2 separate regions of the Homo sapiens genome follow, and region 1 is linked to region 2. Evidence: chromatin loops called from intact Hi-C (ENCODE). Cell type or tissue: endothelial cell of umbilical vein. All regions are shown on one strand. Links, peaks and the distances in the headings refer to the core of each region. The heading gives the core; the rest is flanking DNA.

Region 1 (2,500 bases), core at 1-2,500, 560 kb before region 2:
TTGAGGTCATATTCTTTTGAACATTATCAATGGGAATGATTGGTGTCTTTCTTCAAAGATTTGAGTAATCTTTTGTCAGATGTTTGGTGGTACTTCCAACCCAGTATCACTTTATACTAAAATCACAGACTGAGGTTTCTTGGGTCGTCCAATAGAATGAATTTAGTCTGCAAACCCACATTAAAATCAGTTTGGGGTTTATGAATTCCTAGGATAGATTTTTTTTTCCTTCATCTGGTTCCAGGTTTTGAGATGTGTACTTTATTTTGCTTTCTCCTGGGCTTGAGGGGGAATGCTATTTACAAGTTCTCCTTACAGTAGAGGTAGAGCTCTTTGTGGTCTTTGCTTTGTACTGGGGAGATAAAGTCAATATGAGGATCTACTAGATTCTCCACAAAAGGTGGTCCACAAGTTTTTTCTCCTTTACTGTATCTCATTTGAGAGCAGGAAAACTGAAGCTTATGGTTGTCTGATTTAGGAAAATGCCCAACAGCTCTTTTTACCTTTATGGGGTTCACACTTTTACTTAGTTTTTAGCTTCTAAATTTTATTTACTTTTTTTTTGCAGCATATTGATGTACTTAAAAGTACTGCTTTGAACAAACATTTTATACAGTAATTTTAGTCTGAGAATCAGGGTCTTATATGCTATTCTCCTCCTCTACTTGTCCCCTACTTATTGTTTGATTTTATTTACATTTGCAAGCAATTAACAAAGAATTCAGCATCAAGTTTTGTCTGCTAAAGTGAAATATTTAACATTTTATATTTAAATTAGATGTTACTTATAAGCATATAAAATGCTATGGTAATGATAGACCATGTTAAATTTGGAATCAGAAAGGAATTTAGAAATTATGTCATTAGGTACCTACACTATGCATAACATTCAGTTGGAGAAACAGTAGGAAGGTTAGAAGACGTAGTGTTGAGTTCTGGCCCTGCTACTTACCAGCTGTGTGTCCTTTAATAAATCATTTGAACTTTCTTGAGCCTTAGGTCTCTCCACAGTAAATGAGGACAATAATTCTTGACGTTCCCAAGTTATAGAATAGTTGGATGTGCTAATAATGTATGGACCACGTTGTAAATGGCTATTACTGTTAATTCGGAAGTCTTTCATTTGGTTCTGTTAATTTCATTGGACTTCTGTTAGAAAAGGTCATCAATGTATTCATAGATTGCTACCGTTGTTCCTCAAACCCTCTTAAAACCTGTCTCAATTCTTTAGCCTTCCTTGTTTAATTTCCTCCTTGTATGACATTGGAGCTCAGTTAACTTTTAGAGCATAGAGCAGAAACCAAGAATTTTGAAAGCTGATTTAGAAATATCTATTGGAATACACAAGGAGTGTTACATAGTTACACATGTCCTTCACATTCATATCTGATGCAGCTGAATTCCTGTTTTAAGGCATAAAATAAAGCCAGTCTTTGATAGAGAATAGTAAAAGCCTATGCAGTATCCAATTAATATTGGGAAGATTTTTAATGGGATCGTACTGCCTACTTGTCAGCAGAGGGAGCCTTTGTCTCACTTTTTGATTCCAGAACTCTTAGAGTAGTGAGATTTTAACAAGTCAGAATATTTATGGAAAATGTCTGTTTCCTCACCTAGGCCTGAATAGGAACCAGTTTTTCTTTTGTTCCTGGAAGAGAAAAACTTTTTGTGTTTGTTTTCTGAGTTCTTTATAATAGTTGTTCCCAAGTTCCTTAAAAATGGTTAATGCTGAGTTGTAACAGAGGTTCTCAATTACTATCCTATGTTAAAGTTTTGGATGGTCTTAAGATAATGGACGAAAAAGAGCTAATGTAAGTAAGTTAAAGCTAAAATTTATTCAGTTAGAGGACTACACTTAGTGATGACATTTTTTACTTCCTACTTATTTGTATTAGTATTGTCTTTTAAGAGAATATTGGTGATTATAATCTATTTCTTTAAAAAATTTCCTGACTGGGGCCAGGCGGAGTGGCTCACACCTGTAATCTCAGCACTTTGGGAAGCTGAGGCGGGCAGATCACCTGAGGTCAGGAGGTTCAAGACCAACCTGGCCAACCAACATGATGAAACCCTGTCTCTAATAAAAAATACAAAAATTAGCCAGAAGTGGTGCCACATGGCTGCAGTCCCAGCTACTCAGGAGGCTGAGGCAGGAGAATTGCCTGAACCCGGGAGGTAGAGGTTGCAGTGAGCCGAGATTGTGCCACTGCACTCCAGCCTGGGTGACAGAGTGAGACTCCATCTCAAAAAACAAACAAACAAATAAACAAACAAACATCCTGATGGGCTTTTCACAAGGCTGACAACCCTACGATGTTCTCCAGTAGTTTCTGAAATGTTACAGGTGAATGAAATTCATGAGCCTGGGAATCACTGTTTTACTGAGTACTTTAGCAAATAAAAATTGACATTTCTGAATTGAACCATTTCCAACTTCCTGGCACATTTTTTCCTAACCTTCCTCTGGGATCTTTTCTATCCTTTGGTATGTAAAGAGTGA
Region 2 (7,755 bases), core at 2,179-4,678:
GCCACCCTGGGTTTCCTTCCACTGCCTTCAGATAAAAGGTGTTTTTTTCATGTTCCCTGTCTTTGCAGCACTCTTTCTCTTAGAATGCCCATATGCATTTTCAGAAAAACACCTTTTTATCATCTAAGAGTAAACTCAATGCCACTGCCTCTGGGTACCTTTTGTAATGACTCCGTGAAGTTTGTTAGTTTATTGCTCCCTCTTTTTTCCATGTTTCTATTAGAGCACTTTTCACATGGTATCATGATTACCAACTAATGTGTGTGTGGTACTCATTAGGGCTGCTCTTCAAATGTTGATGCATCTTCCCATCTAATTGTAAGGTAGAATTGCTCTTTCTGGGCTTCTTGTGGTTGGATGGGGGCCAATAACCAGTACTGGGCAACAAATTGAGAGCAGAAGAGATGAGTCTCATTTCTAGGATGGCACATTTAATTGCCCGTACAAGAGCCTTGAGAGATCTTTTTTCTTCTAGCATGGTGACTAGCAATGTTAAAGATGGCCCCTGCTCCATCAGCCTAGGCACCTCCCAATCCACAGTGCGTGCATAACATGAGCAAGAACCTTTGCTAATTTAGGCCGAGGAGAAGTTGGTATTGTTTGTTACTGTAGCACACTCTAGCCAGTCTTTCCTGATATATTGTGTGTCACTCCCATGGGATGGGACAGTGGACTCCTCAATGGGCTCAGTGTATTATCTTAGTGTCTGTATTGTCTTGCAAGTGCATGGTAAGGGTTCAGTGACATACTTGTTGAATGAATGCATACAGAAATACGGTATTTATTATTAGAGAGATAAGGAGAAAGCCATTAATGAAATTATTGTGTTTCTATGTCTGTTAAAAATAATGGTCACTTGAGAAACATACTTAAAGAATTCAAAACTGCTGTCTTCGATAACAGTTTTCATTCAGTTTTATGTGCAGTTTTGTATTCTGGTTCTGGACCTTGCATTGCAAGGTGTGGAATATTTGCTAAAGAAATGGCACAAGATTAACATGTTTCATTTGCAAATCTTGGTACGGTTGGCCGACTTTTCCTAATGGACCCTCAGTTCTTTTTAGGTAACAGCTGCGTGCATTGCCTTGATGGGGCAAGCCCCTGGACGAGCCAGAGGTCTGCGGAGACCCAGTACACTGGCTTCAGATGTCTGCCCAGTTATCCCCACAGAAGTTAAGGAACTAGCTGTTTTGAAGCAACTTTAACACAGACTTTTTTTTTCCATCGTGATGGAAAATGACATGGAGCTGTCCTTGGGCCAATTGTGTGTAGCCTTTGTAAGTGACCAACACTTTGCCAAAGTCCCACACACAAACTAGTTATTTGCGTTTGGAGCTGCCTCCTCTGTCTTCCTGGCAGAAGCTCAACATTAGGAAATTGTGACTAATAGCAAGGAGAGAGAACCCTTGAGGCTTATCTAGCCAGGGAGAGTTTCAAGGAGCCAGGAAAAAGTAAAATCTGGCTCAATTAACCAAGATAAGATAGGAACAAGCAAACTGGACAATCCTTTCAAAAGGGACAAACACAGACACAGGGATTTCTGAAAGGAATCATGGGAATTATTAGTGTCTGGTTATTATTTTATTGCATGGAAGCACATGCAACTTGTGCTTCTCCAAACCTGTGATGCAGGCAAGAGATTCTAAAGCCTTTGCAAGCTGTAAACACAACATTTTTTTTTTTTTTGTAAGAAAAGGCAAGAGAAGGAGTGCACTTAACAGAAGAGGACCAGCCTGGTAGCACTTCCCAGAGCTACCACCTGTCTGCTGTGCTTAGGCAAGGCACCTCACCACACTGCATCTTGGTTTCCTCATCTGCAAAATGCTGTGTTATTACAGCAGTGTGTTGTAAAGATTCAATGAGGGAATGCATGTGAAGCTCTTACTGTTCTTATTAAGCACACACTGAACTCTCCAGTAAGTGTTAGCAGTTACACAGTTCTGAGATATGCATTAGGAAGTCCATTATGTAAAAACCCTGCTCTGCTCTTTAAAATGAACAAGAGTGGAGGGGTTTATGGTTTAGGGGTGAGGGGCAGAGACGTGAGGCATAGGAGATGACTGAGCATTTCTTGTGGCAACTTGTGCTTCTGGTTCCTTACAAGTAAACTGTCTTATAAGAGATACTTTTTGGTCCTGTTGTCTCTGCAGAAGGCAGCAGCAGCTCAGAATGGCAAGCTTTCTGCTGATGGTAACAACCTGGTAATCGAACAAAGCCCACAGTCTTTGCTTTGAAAAACCAGAGGCCCAGGAGTAGCTGTTTTCTTTCAGACTGCATTTGAGCTTTGTCAGCTGGCTGGGCTGAAGTTTATCCTGTGTCCACTTCCCTTATCAGCCGCCCATGGCAGGCACACGCTTCTTTGCTCAGTGAATGGCAGGACTTCAGGACTCCCCGTTGACAGAGCTAATCCATCTTTCTGCTGCTTCCATCTTGAAATAACTTTTGGAGCAGCTTGTCAGGAACATGGAAGCAGCCATGACAGCTGGGAAATTTTCTCAGGCAGGGAGTAGCCATTTTCTGTATGGAAACTCCAACGAAGCTATGTCAAGGAGATGGCCCGAAACATCTGGGCTCATTTATGGGGGGAATGGGAGGCATTCTCACAGGACAGCCCGATGTACCCCACTGATAAACCCTCTAACACATTTTCGGGAAAGGAGGCTTCATGGATAGGAGAGCCCCTGACAAAGTCAAGATATCCCTCATCCCTCCCAGCCTACTGGAGCCAGCTATTGTCCACATCACCCACTGTCACCAGAGCAGGGATGCAACTAATTCCTGTTCCTGGAATGGGCTTCTGGCACTGCCCCCACTTCAGGGTCCCCATGGCTCCAACATCTGCAGATGCACTGGCATAGGGTCATTTCCATGTGATCGGTCTTAGGTTTTGGGGACCTGTTGTTTGACAATAGAAAGCAAGAGGGTGGAGACCTGCTTCTCACCATTCGTTCTTCTCCCTCTAGAGCTGGATTTTCCTCCATATTAAAGATCCCAGGTTCATGAGAAACCAAGTCATCTTAAAAGCTGGTTAGAGTGAAATCAACCTTCCTGCTTTTCTCTTCTTCCCTACAAAGTCAGAAGTCAGGTTAGAAACTCCCTTGCAGAAAAGAGTCCATGTAGTTTGGCCAGATGGAATGTTGCGATATGGAAGCTTAGCCTGCTCAAAGTGGGTGTTTAGGAGGTTTTCAAGCTGGGCCCAAAGTCCAACTTGGGTAAGACCACCTGATTACACAACTCCAGTGGGGCGGGGGGTGGGGTTCCTTCCCCATCGTAGACTGTGCGAGTGGCGCCCTCTGGAGTCATGCGGTGCACAACCTGCCCGGCAGGAGGCAGCAGCCTGAACTTGAGGCTCAGTTCCCACAAGACCAGTGATTTTCAGCCTCCTGTGATGCTCCACACACTGGCATGTCAAGACAATAGGAGGTGGTTGCAGGTCACTGGTTACTAGTAATAAATAAAGTACAAACATGTTCAAACACATTCCTTCTTTATTACAAGTTAAGGGAAGCTAAGATCATTGCTAGATCACTCTCACTGTGAGGGAGATATGCTGGCTTTGTTTTTCATATTTAAACATTAGATAACTGAGAAAGAGAGCAAGAGAACAAAGACAAGAGAGAGAGCTAGAGCGAGCGAGAGAGAAGGTGGTGGAGATACAGCTCCAGAATGCGAATTAGGTGTAACTGAGCACTTTATCCTACTGTGCCAGGGATATGAAAGTCATTAGTCAAGTGTGTTGCCATGGAAACAGAGTCAAAGATCACCAGACAAAACTATGAGCTCTTAGGGCAAGAATTATATCTTAGTCATCTTCCTAAAGTTTTTCATGCTGCCTGGCACAGATAAAATGGTCAATCTACATTGAATTTCAATTGTCACTATCAATACTCCTGGCACCACTCTGCCTATGGGGATCTAGTGAGACTTTAGCTTCCATACTTCAAAGGTGGGAAGTCACAGCTTGTGAGGCTGTGAGACATGGGGCTACCCTTGAGCTGACTGTGTGTTGCCTTTGTGAGAACCCATTTCTCACCCCTTGACTCAGATGACATTTCTCTGCTTAGTACATAGTGACCAGCCTTTTAAAAATAATCCTTTAAAAGAAACGTGAAACCCCAGCTGGGCACGGTGGCTCATGCCTGTAATCCCAGCACTTTGGGAGGCCAAAGTGGGTGGATCACCTGAGGTCAGGAGTTCGAGACCAGCTTAGCCAACATGGTGAAACCCTGTCTCTATTAAAGAGACAAAAATTTGCTGGGTGTGGTGGTGCATACCTGTAATCTCAGCTACTCAGGAGGCTGAGGCAGGAGGATTGCTTGAACCCGGGAGGCAGAGGTTGCAGTGAGCCAAGATTGCACCATTGCACTCCAGCCTGGGAGACAAGAGTGAAACTCCATCTCAAAAAAAAAAAAAAAAAAAAAAGAGTGAAACCCTTATTAAATTTGGCAACATTGTTTACCCCCTGCTTTTTCTCATGGCATTATTATTTATCTTTATTTTAAAATGTATTATAAATGTATTTGTCAGCAACATGGTATGTATTTTAAGAGAAGTAAGTGGTATGCTTGGTACAGATCCATTTTTTGAAATGAGAAAATCAAGGCAGTAAATTCATAGTTACATGGAAGGAGGATCTATAAAGGCAGGTTTCTCCTCCTATGCTGTGTTGTGAAACACATCTTGGCTTAAAAATCACAATAAGCTTTGGCAGTTCTAGAGTTCACGAGGTCCTCAGAGATCACCTAAAGCGGCCTTCTCTTCACAGAGGAGGTCATTGGAGGGCAAGTGAACTTGATCCTTGAGGAAAAACATGATCTGCCTTCTGCAGTGTGGGGCATTAGAAACGTGTCTGGATGTGGGGGTTGAGCAGCTTGGCACTCATGCTCACATCTTGGCTCTTCTACTTGCTGTAAGATCCCTGGCAAGTTCCTTAACCCAGTCTCTTCATATCTAAAGTAAGGGTACAGTCTTACTCTGCCTGTGGGGTTGTAATGTGAATTAGCAGAGAGAGCATCTTTTGCTGCACTGGCCATGTAGTAGAGTCACAATTGTCATCATTAAAAAGTGCTTTCTGCTAACTGTCTTCAAGGCTATTCCCTGTCCCTGATTAAATAAATAATCAAATTCTCTGTAAAGACCATCTTTTCTTTTCTTTTCTTTTCTTTTTTTTTTTTTTTTTTTTGAGATGGAGTTTCGCTCTTGTTGCCCAGGCTGGATTGCAGTGGCACAATCTCAGCTCATCACAATCTCCTCCTCCCGGGTTCAAGCGATTCTACTGCCTCAGCCTCCCGAGTAGCTGGGATTACAGGCAGGCGCCACCACACCCAGCTAATTTTGTATTTTTAGTAGAGACAGGGTTTCTCCATGTTGGTCAGGCTGGTCTCGAACTCCCGACCTCAGGTGATCCACCTTCCTCGGCCTCCCAAAGTGCTGGGAGTGCAGAAGTGAGCCACTGCGCCTGGCCAAGACCATCTTTTCTATACAGGCAGCCAATAATTGGCAAAAACTCTTTCCCTACCACTGCTACCTCTGTACTTGGAGACAAGATTTCTGGGCTTAAGGACTGGGTGCATGGCCTTTGTCTCAGTGTTTCTTCAGAACATATCTTGGGGAGTTTTCAGGTCATTTGTAAATGAGGGCAAGGCTCTCTCTCAAATGGGACTTCAGCGTCTGCATAACTCTCTACAGTGCTGTTTGAAGTTGTTGATATTTTGCAAAATGGTGCAGTATATTCTTATTCTTTTTAATACACCTGAACCAAGGCAGATAACTGTAGATTCACATTCTAGTGACGCTCCGCATCTTACCCGAGATCACTCATTGAGTTTGCTGCAAAGCCAGAAACCTATGATGCAAAACACAAGACCACATTCCCTCCCTTCCTACCACATAAACTAAGAAAAGCTCATGAAGCAGATGGCTAAAGACAAATAAATGATTCTCATGCAATTTGAGGCTATGCCACGCAAACAACATGCTCAAGTATGGAAGGCTGTCCTCTTTGGGGCTCTCACTGTATTCTCTTCTCTACAATATCTTAGGCCTAGACTTGAAGTTAGGATTTCAATTTTAAGGTTTATAGTGAAGCATTGATTTGTGTGGTTGCTTAATTGGCCAATGAGTATATAGAAAACTAAGGGATTTAGAACAGCCTTCAAGTTCTTCTCTCTAGCCACCTCTCTTGTTCTGCCTTGTATTACGGCTTATTAGGGGCATGACTGCTGCATTAAAGCTGACCAGGAATAATGCCTTATTCTTCTTTGCAAACTTTTCTCTCTGACTTAGTGCTGAAATCTGAGCATAAACAGTACTCTACTGTTAACTAACGGCATAGCTTTGGAACTCTGATTTTATCCCTGAAAACACATCTCCTGCAGTCTTTCTTGTCTCAAGAAATGGCATCACTATCTACCCAGTTGCCAAAGCCAATGCCTATGTTATACATTAGTCCTCTCTTTTTTGCCCACCACCTCGCCACATCTAATCCATCAGCAAATTGTGTTAGGTCCCCTCAGAGCTGGCATTGGCTGATGTGGTCACACAGATTGTCAACATGGGAAAATTCTCCCAGACAATTTTGTAAGTCATCTCTTCCATGGACCTCCTGAGGGTCTTCATCCTCTCATCTCAGCACCCCAGTCCCTTCCACCAAGCCCCCATCTTCTATCCTCCCTCATGGTCTAACAACCAAATGGTCAATTCCTAGCCCAGGAAGAATCTAACCTTTCTGAGCTCCATTGTTCTCATTCATTGTAGATGGGGACAATAATATCACAGTTAGCTTTACTATGAGGATTAAATAAGAGAATGTATTCAAGGTTGTAAACTCATAAGGCCTGGCCTGCCCAACGTGGACACTCATAAGTAAGCTTACTTCCCTTCTGCTTTGATTAATATGGTGGGAGAAGCATGGCTTTTGGGGAAAGATAGACATGAGTACAAATCCGGGCCTCACCTCCTGACCTGTGTGACCGGGGAAATGAACCAACATATTTGAATCTCTGTTTTCTTGTCTGTAAAATAGGAATAAGGAATATCTAGTGCTGTTCCTGGGCTTAGAGGGTATCTATCTTCATTAAATATTAACTTCCTTTGGCTAACTGAGTTTGCATTAGTGGATGGCTTTGTAATTAAGAAATGTAATGAATGCTTAAAAAGTCTCCAGACTCTCTACTAAAAATACAAAAAAAATTAGCTGGGCGTGGTGACGGGTGCCTGTAGTCCCAGCTACTCGGGAGGCTGAGGCAGGAGAATGGCATGAACCCAGGAGGCGGAGCTTGCAGTGAGCCGAGATCGTGCCACTGCACTCCAGCCTGGGTGACAGAGCAAGACTGCATCTCAAAAAAAAAAAAAAAAAAAAAAAAAAAGTCTCCAGACAACAATGAGATACTACTGTGCACTTTTAAGGATGGCAAAAATACCAAATGCTTGAAACACCAAATGCTGGCAAGGATGTGGAGCAACAGGAAGTCTCATTCACTGCTGGTGGGAATGCAAAATGGTACAGCCACTATGTTAAAAATTTGGCAGTTTCTTGCAAAACTGAACATACTCTTACCATATGATCCTTGGTGTTAACCCAAATGAATTAAAAACTTATGTTGACACAAAAACTTGCACATGGTTTTCTATAGCAGCTTTATTCGTAATTGCTAAAACTTGGAAACAACAAAGATATCCTTTACTAGGTGATATGGTTAGGCTTTGTGTTCCCACCCAAATCTCATCCTGAATTGTAGTCCCCATAATCCCTAC

What was found. Peaks named below come from ENCODE experiments on the same cell type or tissue, not always from the same donor. Only the 100,000 strongest peaks of a DNase experiment are listed, where the experiment ranks them.
Region 1: it touches region 2 in a loop (4-fold over the local background); 2 of 110 quality-filtered maps call a loop at or near these places.

Annotation. Positions count from the first base shown.
Region 1 is chr7:33,241,985-33,244,484 of GRCh38, forward strand. The region is part of intron 5 of BBS9 (Bardet-Biedl syndrome 9); the gene reads left to right. Among named protein-coding and RNA genes, the nearest start is that of BBS9, 110 kb to the left of the region's middle. In endothelial cell of umbilical vein, for the core only: a CTCF peak has its summit at 1,509 (motif pointing right); a DNase peak (open chromatin) is centred at 1,567.
Region 2 is chr7:33,804,647-33,812,401 of GRCh38, forward strand. No RefSeq gene overlaps it. Among named protein-coding and RNA genes, the nearest start is that of FLJ20712, 83 kb to the left of the region's middle. In endothelial cell of umbilical vein, for the core only: a CTCF peak has its summit at 3,297; a DNase peak (open chromatin) is centred at 3,735; H3K27ac peaks cover 1,514 bases.